Regions from separate parts of the Homo sapiens genome. Here region 1 is linked to region 2. The links are chromatin contacts, found by Hi-C in ENCODE. All regions are on one chromosome and are shown on one strand. The core of a region is the stretch at or near the end of the contact, and the rest is flanking DNA. Distances in the headings are between cores, read along the strand shown. Region 1 holds the start of CYP2U1-AS1 (CYP2U1 and SGMS2 antisense RNA 1). Region 2 holds the start of DKK2 (dickkopf Wnt signaling pathway inhibitor 2).

The links. A loop is a pair of places that touch in the nucleus more often than their neighbours do.
Region 1: a loop to region 2 is called in a map of chondrocyte, with 2.2 times the contacts of the local background. The contact joins the promoter of CYP2U1-AS1 here to the promoter of DKK2 in region 2. A Hi-C loop is called at or near these places in 1 of 168 maps with a recorded cell type or tissue (chondrocyte).

The regions. Positions count from the first base shown.
Region 1 is chr4:107,928,430-107,935,067 of GRCh38, forward strand. CYP2U1-AS1 (CYP2U1 and SGMS2 antisense RNA 1) reads right to left here and starts at 3,690. Exons shown (of 7, transcript NR_125929.1): 1 at 3,542-3,690. CYP2U1 (cytochrome P450 family 2 subfamily U member 1) reads left to right here and starts at 3,120. Exons shown (of 5, transcript NM_183075.3): 1 at 3,120-3,704. The coding sequence starts at 3,215. The region is part of intron 1 of LOC107986298 (a long non-coding RNA gene); the gene reads right to left. It overlaps LOC124900751 (a long non-coding RNA gene), which reads right to left and starts at 3,156. Exons shown (of 2, transcript XR_007058221.1): 1 at 2,544-3,156; 2 at 1-1,474. RefSeq lists enhancers at 2,490-2,997, 3,658-3,727, 3,788-3,857 and a silencer at 2,858-3,447.
Region 2 is chr4:107,033,914-107,041,461 of GRCh38, forward strand. DKK2 (dickkopf Wnt signaling pathway inhibitor 2) reads right to left here and starts at 2,400. Exons shown (of 4, transcript NM_014421.3): 1 at 1,457-2,400. The coding sequence starts at 1,678.

The sequences.
Region 1 (6,638 bases), core at 2,440-4,939, 900 kb after region 2:
CTTGGTATAGGTATATTTATCATCCCAATTTCAGTTCAGGAACATGGAGGCTCAGAGAGTACATAAACACATATATAGAAGACACTCAACGGAATATATATGAAGCAAATCATAAGAACTTAAAGGGAACAAAGGTGTTAATTTTTAAATGGCCAGTGGAGTTGTGCAACTAAATAGTGCTAATAACATTTCTACTTTCTCTTTTCATTAGCATTTTGCAAACCCTTCTTAAGCCATGCACTCTCTCTGTTCATGCTCATTGATTCTGGATGGGTGTCGTGTGTGGTGGCATTTACCTCCCAGAGAATTACAAACCAACTGAACAATTGTAGTTTTACAAATAGAGTAATTTAATACCACTCTTTATAACAAAATAAGTACTCAGCTATTTTGGATATACTGTGACCAACAATTCCGGCCAAAATCCATGTCGAACAAGGATATAGGTAGGAAAGTGGGTGGTTTAAAATTATCTTTAGGGTCTCAATAAAAATGATTTTTTCCCATAATCCTCTATCTTTCTTACCACTTCTGCCCACCCAAAAGATCTCTTAGTATTCTCTTCCTTTACTGCTTCTGCTATTATTTTTTTACCTATATAAAATAAGAGAGATGAAGCAGAAAGTATTCCTTTATGTGGCAAAATCGCCCTGAATGTAATTTGGGGAAATTCATCCTTAAGGAGCACTGAATGAGCTGTGTGGTTTCATGTTTAAAATAGTGCATCCAGCTGGGCATGGTGGCTCTCGTCTGTAATCCCAGCACTTTGGGAGACTGAAGCAGGCAGATTACCTGAGGTCAGAAGTCCTAGACCAGCCTGGCCAACAGGGTGAAACCCTGTCTCTACTACAAATACAAAATTTGCCGGGCGTGGTGGTGCGGGCCTGTAATCCCAGCTACTGGGAGGCTGAGACAGGAGAATCGCATGAACCTGGGAGGCGGAGGTTGCAGTGAGCCGAGATCACACCACTGCATTCCAGCATGGGCGAAAGAGCGAGATTCCATCGCAAAAAATAATAATAATAAAATAAAAGTGTATCCATAATATTATGAACAATATCCCTTCCTGTATTCGTTTGCTAGGGCAGCCATAACAAAGTACTACAGACTGGATGTTTTAAACAACAGAAATTTATATTTATATCCTCACCGTTCTGGAGACTAGAAGTCAAAACTCAAGGTGTCAGCAGGGTTGATTTCTTCTGAGACCTCTCTCCTGACTTGTAGATGGCTGCCTTCTGACTGTGTCCTCACATCCTCTTTCCTCTCTGTGTCCTTATCTCCTCTTCAGACACCAGTCATATTGGTAAGAGCCCATCCACAGGACTCCATTTTAGCTTAATTACCTCTTTAAAGGCCCTTTCTCCAAATACAGTCTTATTCTGAGGCACTGGGGGTTAGGACTTCAACATATAGTGGTGAGGAGAGGCTGAATTCAGCCCAGATTTCCTATCTGCCCCGCACAGCTATTAACCTAGTGAAAATGAGAGATTTAGGAAAACACTACACGTGCAGTTACATCCTGTACAATATAAAAGGGTGGCTGTTGGAGTTGTTAAATTAGTCACAGCTTCAACTATTTTAAAATCATTTATGAATTTAAATTGCTTGTATGGGATGATGTATATAGTGGCTACTGTTTCAGAGAGCAAAGCCCTAGAATCAGATGACATCCAGAATGTCATGTTGAAGATCGTATCTGCAAACAAGTAGTTTAAATTTTTAAAAACTTCTCTTAATTCAAAAATTCAAAAAAAATGAGAAAAGTAATCTCACAAGTAGTGGTTAATTATAGAAGATGAGAGGTGTGGAGGTTTTTTTTTTTTGTTTGGGGTGCATAAGCTTAAAATAACATGAAAAGCATGTCAAAAAGAATATGAGAACAGAGTGGACTTGAAATTTAACATATCCTACTGGCATCACTTGTTTATAGAAAAATAAAATGGATCATGTATTTATTTGAGGACTCACTATGCTTTCTTTGATCACATTTTTATAGGTACAGCGTGGTGTTCAAACTTTTAATGTATGGAGAAAAATGAAACGGCTAGAAAAATGGCCCAGTACAGACAATTCTATGCTCAATCCAACTTGAACAGAAACTACAGGATTTGGCCTAAACAAGACTGAAAGGGAAGCCCTTATCAGGAAAGCCATTATCTGAGAAGATAAAATAAAGTAATACTTTGTTTTTAAAGTATTATACAATTCATATCTAATATTTCAACCTCAGCCTTTCAAGTGTTGTCTAACACCAATAATAATATTGCCACCCCTCCCTCAACCGGTTATCTTCTTTTCATATTTCTAGCTACTTAAATCCACCAAGCAAATTCTGGTTTCGCTATTTCTGGATTTAAGTACATTTTCTAATGCACCCAGGCCACACGCAGGAATGGACACAGCTTTCGCTCTCCGCATAAGTTTTCTAGCCCAGGGCAAGCTCTCAGAACGTGACTCCTCGTGCCTCGCTGCCCGCCCCTCGCTCCCCCCACTCCCGCCATCATCCCTTCCGCAGAGTTGGCTGCCAAGCCGACACCCACAGATTCTGCATTCCACGGCTTCCCAGCATCCTGCTGTCTCTGCGTGGAGGAAAGGGTGCTGCGAATCCCAGTTTAGATAAGGAACCCCGTCTTTTCACTACTACACCGAAGCATGCAGGAATAGGGCGTTGACCCCATTCTCCCAGCTCAGGGCACAGGTGCTAAGGCCGACCCATCTCACGGGCCTGTTCACCAGTTTCCCACACTCAGTACAGATCCTAACACGGTTTATGCACTTCATAACCATGCGTTTGTGTTTGTCAACTGACAAACGAGTGATAATGACAAACGAATGACACAAGGGAAACCAACAGCCAATCAGAGCGCAAGGTTGTGTTGCCAGCATCCCAGTTTCAGGGACAGTCACCGCCAAGCCCGACCCTGCAAAGGGTCGTAACCGGACTTCGGGGCAAACTTCAGGTCCCCCGCCTGCTAGCCCGCCAACCCCCTCCGCCAGGCAGCCGGCGCGCCTCCAGGTTCCGCCCAGGCGTCGCTGAGTGGCGGCGGCGGGGAGAATGCGCGCGGCGCAGCCAATCCGGGGGCGTTCCTACACCCCCTGCCCGCCCCCGACCTTCCAGAGCAGAGCAGGACACTGGCGCCGCGGGTCAGGCAGCTGCGTGCGCGTCTCCTCCAGGCAGCAAGGGGAACCCGAGGCCGCCGGCGCCCGGACCATGTCGTCTCCGGGGCCGTCGCAGCCGCCGGCCGAGGACCCGCCCTGGCCCGCGCGCCTCCTGCGTGCGCCTCTGGGGCTGCTGCGGCTGGACCCCAGCGGGGGCGCGCTGCTGCTATGCGGCCTCGTAGCGCTGCTGGGCTGGAGCTGGCTGCGGAGGCGCCGGGCGCGGGGCATCCCGCCCGGGCCCACGCCCTGGCCTCTGGTGGGCAACTTCGGTCACGTGCTGCTGCCTCCCTTCCTCCGGCGGCGGAGCTGGCTGAGCAGCAGGACCAGGGCCGCAGGGATTGATCCCTCGGTCATAGGCCCGCAGGTGCTCCTGGCTCACCTAGCCCGCGTGTACGGCAGCATCTTCAGCTTCTTTATCGGCCACTACCTGGTGGTGGTCCTCAGCGACTTCCACAGCGTGCGCGAGGCGCTGGTGCAGCAGGCCGAGGTCTTCAGCGACCGCCCGCGGGTGCCGCTCATCTCCATCGTGACCAAGGAGAAGGGTGAGCGGGAGGTCGTGGGCTGTGGGTACGCGGATGCCGCGGATGAGTCTCCAGGTGCGTGGGGGCTGCAGTTCCTGTGCCCCTTCCGGCCGCCCGCGCCCCCAGGCTGCCTCACACCTGCATCCTGAACTAACAGGTGATGGTGGTGGCGGCGCTTCTCCTTTCTGATGCCTTTAAGATCCCATCAAGTAGTGACGGACGCGTGACTTGCTCATACTCCAAGATCATAAGTAGAAAAGTCATCCGGAGATTGAGGGAGAGTAATAGGGATGGCGGAAGGACAAGGTGGCAAGCCAGGTTCCATCTTTCCAAAAGTAGCCTTCCCTTCCACCAGCTGTGACCTCGGAGAGAAACTTTGGCCCCCATGTTAGAAAGAGGGAAGGATATTCTTTTTACCTTGTGGGTTTCGAATGTAAGAATTTAAGAAGATAATTTCCAATAAGATAAAAAGTCCAGAAAACACAGAAGAAGCCTATTACCAAATCTCCGGCTTTGGTTCATAGCCTCTGATTCCTGCGTATGGGAGTCTAAATTGGACATTTTTGGGGGTTGGAAAACGTGTTATCTGCTGCAATAAAATGTCCAATCTAACCTGTCTCTACCGTCCCCCTTTGTCTTACTGGCTGGCTTAGGTCTCTGACTTCTTTTCTGAGTCACTCCTACGCATCAGTCAGGTGTTAAATGCCTTTTCCTTGGGGAAGCCTTTTCTCACAGCCTCTGCAAGTAGGGTAGCCTCCCTTGTTAGAACCAGGTCCCTTGCCCAAGCACTTTTCCTTCACTACACTTTTCAAAACTGACGCTACATAACTTTATGACCTTGGGCCTGGATGTCAGTCTTCACCACTGTTCTGACATCTAGGAGGACAGAGTCATTGCTGTCTGAAACATAGTAGGAGTTCAAGTATCTATTAAATGAATGCTATTTCCTGCCCCTATAACATGGCAAAGAAAGATCTAGGCTTTTCAGAATCTGATAAAGCCAGAGTTTTGCATCAGGATTTTAAACGGAAAAGACAAATATTGTATGATCCACTTATATGAGGTGCCTCCTAGCGTAGTGAAATTCATAGGGACAGAAAGTCTCAGTTTTGCAAGATGAAAAAAGTTCTATGGATGGATGGTAGCAATGGTTGCACAACAGTGTGACAGTACCTAATGCCATTAAGGTGTGCACTTAAAAATGGTTAAGATGGTAAATTTTATATGTATTTCACCACAATTTTTAAAAAAGAAAAGAAAAGCAGGTAGGTTTTCTCCAGGCACCCATGAGCTCAGAAGAGAATTTTAGGTAGAAGCAGTATTACGAAGGCATGTAGTGGATGAGGTGTGAACTGTGACATTTGTTTTTCAGTGGGGCATTTAAAGTATTATGATCTTTATCCCTACTCATTTAAAATCCTTAGATAATGTCTTAGTGTTCATCCATGTTGTGGCATATGTGAAAATTTTCTTTTGAAGACTAATATTCCATCATATGTACAATCATCCCTCCTTATCTGTAGGGGATTCCTTCCAGGACCTCCTGCGAATAACAAAACCCTAGGATGCTCAAGTCCCTGATATAAAATGGTGTAGTATTTGCATATAGCCTATGCATATCCTCTTGGATACTTTAAATCATCTCTAGATTATTTATAATACCTACTACAATGTAAATGCTTTGTAAATAGTTGTTATACAGTATTGTTTAAGGAATGACAAGAAAAAAAGTCTACACATTCAGTACAGATGTGTTTTTTTGATCTGCGGTTGGTGGAACCAACAGATGTGGAACCCATAAATGTGGAGGGTCGACTGTATATACCACATTTTGTTTACCCATTCATCCATTGATAGACACTTGTGCCTCCAACTTTGGGCTATTGTGAATAATGCTGCTATAAATAGAAGGGGGCAAATATCTGAGTCCCTAGGAGTTACTTGATCATGTGGTAATTCTAGGTTTAATTTTTTGAAGAACCATCATACTATTTTACAGTGAGTGCACCAGTTTACATTCCCACAGGGGTCCCAATTTCTCCACGTCCTCACCAACACTTCTTTTTTTTTTTTTTTTCACACTTGCTTTTAAGATTGGGCTTAAATGTTACCTCTTTGAGAATGTGTACCCTGAGATGCTTCCCTACCCTGCAGAAGGAGATGAACTTCTATGATACCATTGTTTCATTTTAAGACCTTCCCAGTCCCTTCTAATCAATCCATAAGTCTTACTGACTCCTACAGCAGATATGTGTGCTACATCCATCTACTTTTCTCCATCTCTACTGTCAGCATCCTCATCCAAGCTACCATCATTTATTTATTTTTCTTTTTTTTCTAAAGCTACCATCATTTCTAAGCTGATACTTTAGAAGCCTCTTAACCGACCTGCTTGCTTCCGCTCCAGATTTTCATCCACAGAGCAGCCAAAAGTATCTCTTACATAAACCATGAATCAAATCTTGTAGCTCTCTGGCTGAAACCAATTGCCTCTGCACTCCTTACTTGACCTACTATGGCCTGAAGGATCTGGCTGCTGCCTTTCTCTTTTTTAGCTCTGCCTTCACTTGTACATTTCAACCTGACCTTCCTACTCTAGACACACTAAGCTGATTTCTGCCATGCCTGGGCCTGCCTCAAGGTACGATGTTTGTCTTCTTTGGGCCTGGAATAACTTCTTACTTGACTGATTGCTTGTCATCCCTCAGGCCTCTCAGGCCAATTGTTACCTTTCAGTGCTATTTTGGTCAATGCCCAGTACCACCTCTTATTTTATCTCATTCATATTTTTCTCAGTAAACACTGGCAAGTATTTAGCCTATGACCACTCCCACCTCTCAACGGAATGTGAGTTTCTTTAGGGCAGAGATTTTGTTCTTTTGTTAACCACTGTATCCCTACTTCTTGGCACAGAATAGAGAACCAAAAGATGAATGAATTCGTGCATACAAGCAT
Region 2 (7,548 bases), core at 1,150-3,649:
GTGCACGTGTGTGAGGATGTGCAACGGTTATGTTTGCCTGAACGTATATGTACTTTCTTATTTTTCCTGAGACCTTAAAAAAAATCTGATTGCTGATTTTGTAATCCCTTGAAAGGATAGCTGAAACGGTTCACACTTCAAAGCTCTGGGAAGAGTTCTGGAACTGCAAAACTAGCAAAACTGCAAAATTGTCCCCGTGAGAGGGCAGTAGGGGGCCAAGCCCGGGTCTTGTCTCTCTGTCCATCCCAGAATGGCTCGGCCCTCTCAACCAACCTTCAGCCGGCTGGCTGCGCTGTGGACAGGGGCGGCGGAGGACACCGAGAGCGCGCAAAACAGCAGCATCAGTCGGTTCCAAGGAAACTCGGATCTCTGGGGCGTGGGCCGCTGCCAGGGGTTGACACTTGTGTTGTGCGAGGTGCGTGTGCCATTGGTAAAATGGCTTTCTCAGTTTTGGCTTCCCACAAAAGGAGCGGAAGGGGGAGCTGTCATGATTCCCAGTGCCCACAGAGCCCCCTCTCCTGGCCACAGCGCGCCAGCCACAACTGGTACCGAGTGTGCGCGCTCGTCTCTGTGCGTGTCTATTTGTATAACAGTTTGCAAGTGGCTTTCAATCTATCTGTCTGTATGACAGAGACAGAGGCGCCTGCGGAAAGTTCCCTCTCTCAAAAACGCCTTCAGTGTCCTGCTGTATCGCTGGCGCCTACGACGCTGTCATTGTCATCTCATCATTTTGCTTCCTTCCGGGTGATTTATGTACAATTCTGCGTGAGTGAGAAATGCGCGTCTACTGGAGTTGTTTTGTCTGTGACCTTACTTCTTTGAAGAGAGTAAGTGGTTGGAAGGGAAGGAGACCCTGAAAAGGAGTAATGTCCCCTCCAGATTGTAAAATATAATGGTTAAACGCCCAGTATCTCAATGTCTAGACTGAAATCCCTCTCTGCCACTTATACTAGCTGTGTGCCTTGGGCAAATCGTTAATCAATCCGTGCCTCAATTACTTCATTAGCAGAATGGGAAAGCAACAGCATCTAGCTCACAGAGTTGTGAAGATTAAATGAGTGAATATGTAAAACGCTTAGAACTGTGCCTGGCACGTTATTAGGTGCTATAGGTTAAATGCTATTAACATCTTCATCAGTTGCATCACAGTGTTAAATGGAAGGACCATCCTGACCACTTTCTCCACAGGAAAGCACTAGATCTTGATATGTGCCCACGCCCCAGAGCAAAGGCGAGACAGAATCCTAACCCTTTGACTCCGTGCAGTGCAGGACCAGCAGCCACCCAGACACCCCCCGCCCACGCAGACCCTGTTCGGTGAATCCCTCCCCAGCCGCCTGTTCTCTGTATCTGGGGCCACGCTCCGAATGTTGCAAGATGCAATGGCAAACCGCTAGCCCAAGAGAGCTGGCCCCTGCCTCTTCTGTCTGAAGAATGTGTTTGGGGGTTTTCCTACCTGCCCCAGGTTTTTGCCCTTCTTACTGCCGCCGAATGCCAGTCCTTGGTACATGCCCGCAGATCGATTGGCGGCCTGACCAGGCGTCTCCCCGCCCAGAGAGGACTTGATGGAGTTGAGTTTGGCCCGCGAACTGCCGATCTGTGAGCTCTCCACCATCAGCACCGCGGCCAGTAGGAGCAGGCAGCAGGACGAATCCTTGCTCCGCATCAACGCGGCCATCTCCCGGCGAGGGGGTCCCCAGGAAGACGCAAAGCCCGGAGGGGTGGGAATGCAAAGGGAGGGAGGACCCCAACACGGGGCCCCTCACTTGGGTCGCGGGGGCTTGCAGATTGTGTTCCCTCAACCCTTCCTGGTTCGGGGACCCAGGACCCTATGAACTCAGTCTCACGCCTCAGGACAGAAATTAGCGGAACCCAAGCGAGACCCGCTTCTCCACCAGGACAGGAAGTTCTGCAATAACTGGAAGCAATCAAATGCGAGGCGCTTTCTCGCCAAGGAGGCGTGACCCAAGGTGCAAGAAAACCCAGCCCTGTGGATCGCACCGCTTCCGTTCCTTCTTGCCCCGCACCTCCTTGGTCCCGCCGGGATCTCGGCGGTTTAACTCTCCTCTTAATTGATCAGGAGGCCCGCATCAGCTCCTTCTCCTTCAACTCAGTTGCTTTTCTCTCCTCTCTTTTCCTATCCTTTATGTGTCAAACTTTGCAGGACACAGTGCTCCTTTTCAAAGTTAGCAGGCGCTTTAGTAGGGGATCAGGAGACGTCCCCGGACCGAATCCTCGAGATCTGAAGAGAATCGAGGTCCCCCACACGCGCACTCACAGTTGCCCCGAAGCGTTGTCCCCTGACTCACAAGAGACAGCGAATCGCTGCCAGCGCAGCGATGCCTAGGGAGCGGACTTGCGCTACGCTCGCCGCGGGCTCCCGCTTTCTCTCTCTCTGCTCTCTCCCCAGTCCTCTTTGCTTTTTATAGCTTCCCACAGTGAGGACTTTTTTTTTTTTTTTACCTCCGCCCCCAATTCAAGAGTGACAAAGAGTGAAAATTTTTCTCTCACTCCCCACCGCTTCCGCCCCCCTCCTCTCTGCGTGCTGCTTCTGCTTCTGCGGCTTTCACTCCAGCTTTTCCTCCTCCTCATCCTCCCGCTCTGTCTCCACCCACAACTACTGGAAAAGGGGGATCTAGCTTTTCCATGAGGTGAATGGAACATAGGGGCTCCTAATTCCTGACAACAACTCCAGCGGTTGGAGGGGTCTTTGGAAACTGGCAGAGACCAAAGGTGGAAACGGAGTGGGGCAAGCTGACACCACTTGATCGCTGCCACCCTTTCTTAGATCTTCCCACCCATCTTCAGCCCCTGACTCCGCGAGGAGAGCTGGAAAAGCCCTATGGAAGCTTTAGAGAAGTGAGCATCTGCGCATCTGCTCATTAGTATTGTGTTCTTTGTGAGCTCACGTTTGGTTTTAGACTGTGCCTCCCAGGGAGTGTGTGAAGCTGGAGCCACATAGGTGCGCCAGGGGGTGGCCAATGATCCGGATAGAGGGTCTGGAAGGAAAGGGGCAGACCAAAGAGGGGAAAAGATGAGCCTGTTCGATTTGGGTCTTTTTAGTCTCCTCCTTCGGAACCCCGGGCCCCGCCGCACTCGTAGAATATGTCTATGTCTCTGAGGGACTGGGAAGAAGGGGATGCTCTGGGTACGCTCCAAGGGTTTGGACCTCACAGCTCGAATGAGCATCTTTACCATGCCAGGCAACTGCTCTTTTTGCGAATAGGAAATCCCAGATAGGAATGAACGGGGGCAGGGAGCCTTTGAGATCCTGTCTTCCTTGGCTTCCTGCCTTCTAGCCCCAGTGAATTACAAGAGAAGCCATTCCTGTCAGCCCCCGGGTCTCTCCAGGTCCAATTCCCTTCGGCCGAAGGTCGAAGGCTGCTCCGGGAACGACTGGGACGCGCTGGCGCTTGGGGGCGCCAGTGGCAGCCGTTCAGCGAGCCACGGAATTGCTGCAGGAGACAAGCGCTGAGTTCGGTGATGTCTGGTGGCCAAGTGCGAGACTTTCCAAGCAAAGCAAGGGATTGTTCGAAAGTTATTGCATTTCTGCTTCGCAGACACTAATGTCCAGGAGCAGAGAAATCCAAGCATTGAGCCACAACTTGAAGTTAGAAGGCAGCTAGCCGCCAGGGGAGGATACAAGCAGCATCCTCTTCAGAATTTTTGGACCTAGATTTCACAGCTTTCACACCTGATCCTGGCGCATGTCCATGAGTACGAATTAAACTTGTCGCTAAGTGAGAACGTTGGTGACTCTTATTTTCCCCCAAAACAACGCAGAGTTCTAAAGTGTGGATTTAGAGCTATTTTCTCCCAGACAGCTCCAGTTTTGCAAATTTCTCAGTCCTGACCTATGAGTCTGTCTGCCCTGAAATTCTTCATTTTCAGATTTTTTTTTTAATACACAAGGAAACGGGGATTAAAATATGCACCCTCTGGCATGTGTTCTTATCTTTTGAATTTCCTTTCTTTAAGGTAGAGATTTTTCACATTTTAGTGTGTGGGGTTTTTTTTCCACTTTTTAAAAATATGCCAGGAATAACAATATGGGTGACCCCTGAAGGACATCATACTAAGTGAACTCGACCAATCACAGAAAGACAAATCCACTTATAGGAGGTACCTAAAATAGTTAAATGCATAGAATCAAAGGTTGGAATGATGGTTACCAGGAATTGGAAGGAGAGGAGAATGGGGAGTTACTATATCAATGATCATAAAGTTTCAGTTAACTAAGATGAATAAACTCTAGAGATTTGTCATATGGTATTGTACCTATAGCCAACAATAATGCATTGTATTTTTAAAAACTTATTGAGAAGGTAGATCTCATGCTATATAGATATAAATTTTATATGTGTGTGACTTTATATACATGTATAATATATATATGTATTTATACATATAACATGATTGTAGTAAGAACATTTAACATCTATATATGCCCAGTAATAAATTTGTAAGTTTATAAAGTTAAGTGAGGCATTCTAGGCACTAATAAAAGGCAAGGAAATGGGTCGTTACTCTATAAATAAGTACTTAACGATTCCAAGCTTAGACTTTACAGAAGAGTATATCTTTTGCCTTCATTCTGATTTGCCAATCAGAAAGCATGACAGAAATTGAGAAACTTAAGTTAGGAGTATACTGGTTTAAATATTTTTGAAAAGTAGCTTAGAGCAAAAGGAAAAGATAGAAGCTAAACATGTAGGCAACAGATCACTCTACATTCACTTGGAAGGGTGTAGACTTTGACCATATGTTGAAGAACAAACCCAAATGAACCATGAGAAAATGTGAAGATGCTTTGCCTATTTCTGTCACTTCCTTCTTTCTTTACCTCTAAATAAAATAATATCCCACATACACAGGCCTAACTTTACTCACATGTACTGCTAAACAGAAAACATATATCAAGCACAACACATTTACTCTCAGCTCTGAGTACCATCCTAAACACATTATCTCAGAGGCTTATTCAAACCCCGCAAGTTCCAAAAGCAATTTTTTACAAATACAGTTAAATTAAAAGTCGACATAAAATCTACTTACACAAACATTCTTCCATATAGAACAAAATCAGACATATAGAATCAAAAGCTAAAACATACACAATTACGCCTTAGGCTAAAAAGCAGTCAAAAACTAATTTCATTCATGACCCAAATGCTTTGTGTAAATTTTTTTTGACAGACAGAAACAAACATACATGACCCATATGTTGACAAGTAGATATGCACACACAAAATCAACTAACTGTAAATAAACATAATCCTGTGGATTACTGTCATGGCCCCATATGTGTTTTTCCTGTGTGTGTTTTCCTAAGTGTAAAGACAAAAGCTTCATATTTTACTTGGGAAAGTAGATTTTTATGCCATTTGCAATAATATAATTAGAGAGTAGATATTTAAAAACAAGACTGTACAAAAGCAGGATGTACAACCTTCCTGTCCAGAAGAAAGTGCCTTAATGGACATTTTTTCCTTTGGCCATACATTCCCTCTTATCTTTGCTCCTCTAGCTGTGGGGCCATTTTGGTTCCATAGAAAAGCCACTACTTTCTCAGCAGTTGTTTCTGGATCCTGGATTCCTTCTGAATACTTAATCCCAAAGGTAAGTTAAGTATATAACTTGTTACCTTAGTCTTGTTTACTGAAGCTTACTAATTTTCATCCCATTACCTCTCTCCCTGCATTAGTGAATATTTCCTACAATAGCCTTTTTAGCAGTTGTTCATGCATTCCCCGTACGTGAAGCAAGTATGGGGCCCTGAGGACACAGAGGTGAATGAATGGGGGTCTTGCCTCTAAAGGGGCTTGGAGCTCTGTAGACACCTTAATATACTAAAATCTGCTCCTAGCCCCTCTCAGAAGTTGCTGCTGTGAGCCTTTATTCTCATCCACTGCTGAATTATGCCAGTCTCAGAGTTCAATCTGTCACAGGATAGCTGCAACTTGAATTCAAGCCAAGCTGGCTTGAATTCATGTGACTATGGGAATATAAGTGATCAGATATGTCCCCCAGAGTTCTTTTTTTCCTTCAGAATTAAATGCACATTTTAATGGTGTACATAGAGACAATACTTCTACATTTGTCGTTGAACCCAAAGAAATGACCCTAGTGATGGTCATGTTAGGTCAATAAGAACAGAATAGCAAACCTGGGAAGTAAGATTGTCTTTGGTAGGTCCCACAGGACCGCAAAGCATCTTGCACACACAGAATAGACATGAAAATCTTTAATGTATGGTTGAAACTTGATGGATGTTAAGGATCTGAAAAATAAGGTTATATGGGTTTTCCCTCTCCATAGTAAACCAAGCTACCTGGCTCTGTAGCCTAGTAATACTCATACTTTGAGAGTTTTATGTTTCTCCTCTGCCTAAGAACAACAGTCTTATGTGTTGCTGCAAATTAATTCTAAATACCTGGTAACAAATGTAAGCTTGCATTGATATTGTGAAAATTTTTTGTGTTTCTTGATGGGAATAATTTTCATACCAGATATGAAAAAATTGCATCTCCTATTTGATCCCTGCATTAGTTTCAGTTGTTGATGCTATCTTGATAAGGTCTCATGGACAACAGGACCAGCTAATAAAAAAGATCTCATCACCTACATTTGATTCACTAGCTATGCTTACAAAAACATGCACAAGTGAAATGGGTCAGAAGATTTCACAGTAAATCAATCTGAAACAATTGCTCAGCCAACGGCTTCTTTTTCGAACCTTAACGAGTTAGTCATCTTATCCATACTTCACCTGCCACTTAAATGAAAGAGGATTACTGAACAGATATTACCCCTTGAGCCTGAACCCAAACAATAAAAAAAATGCAAATAACATAATCTGAAACTCAGGCAGATAAAAACTTCTGCTGAGCCTTGTGCATATATGTGACCATAGATGGAGGTGGAATTAGAAAAAGTCATCAAATGTTTAATAAGAAACATTTTCCTTTACGATATAAAATTTTTGTTAGTTCTGTACAATGCATATCCTTTTTGGTAAGTTCTCACTGCTGAGTTCTGGCAGGTTTTTTCAAGATTCAGCTTTTGAATCAGTACTAAAGTACCAAGTAATACTTGGCAGTGAAAGAATCATATGTTTAATTCTTGAGTGAGGTTCAATTCCAAGGAATCTCATCTTGATGAGCAACAAAACAAACAACATTTAGATAATCTGGACCAGTGATTTTCAGACTCTGTTCCTTTCGGGTCTCTAGGGTTCTGCAGTGGTCTCAAAGTAAGTTGAGAACTGTGCTAATTTTTATAATATTTCAGAGGAGAGGTGTCCAGCTCTTGGATCAAAGATAAATTTTAAGTGCCTGTTTTTGTTATTGTTTTATTGGACAAAATACTCTGTGAGCCGTCAACCCACCAAATACATGATGGATTGATTTCTACCCTGTTAGTATTACAGACAATTTCCAAAATGAACATTACTCAAATGGGGAAACTATTAAAAATATGGCAATTTATTTAGTCAGAAATGATTTGGTCATTTAAAGTAGGGAACATTAAAAATGAAAAGGCAGGGTA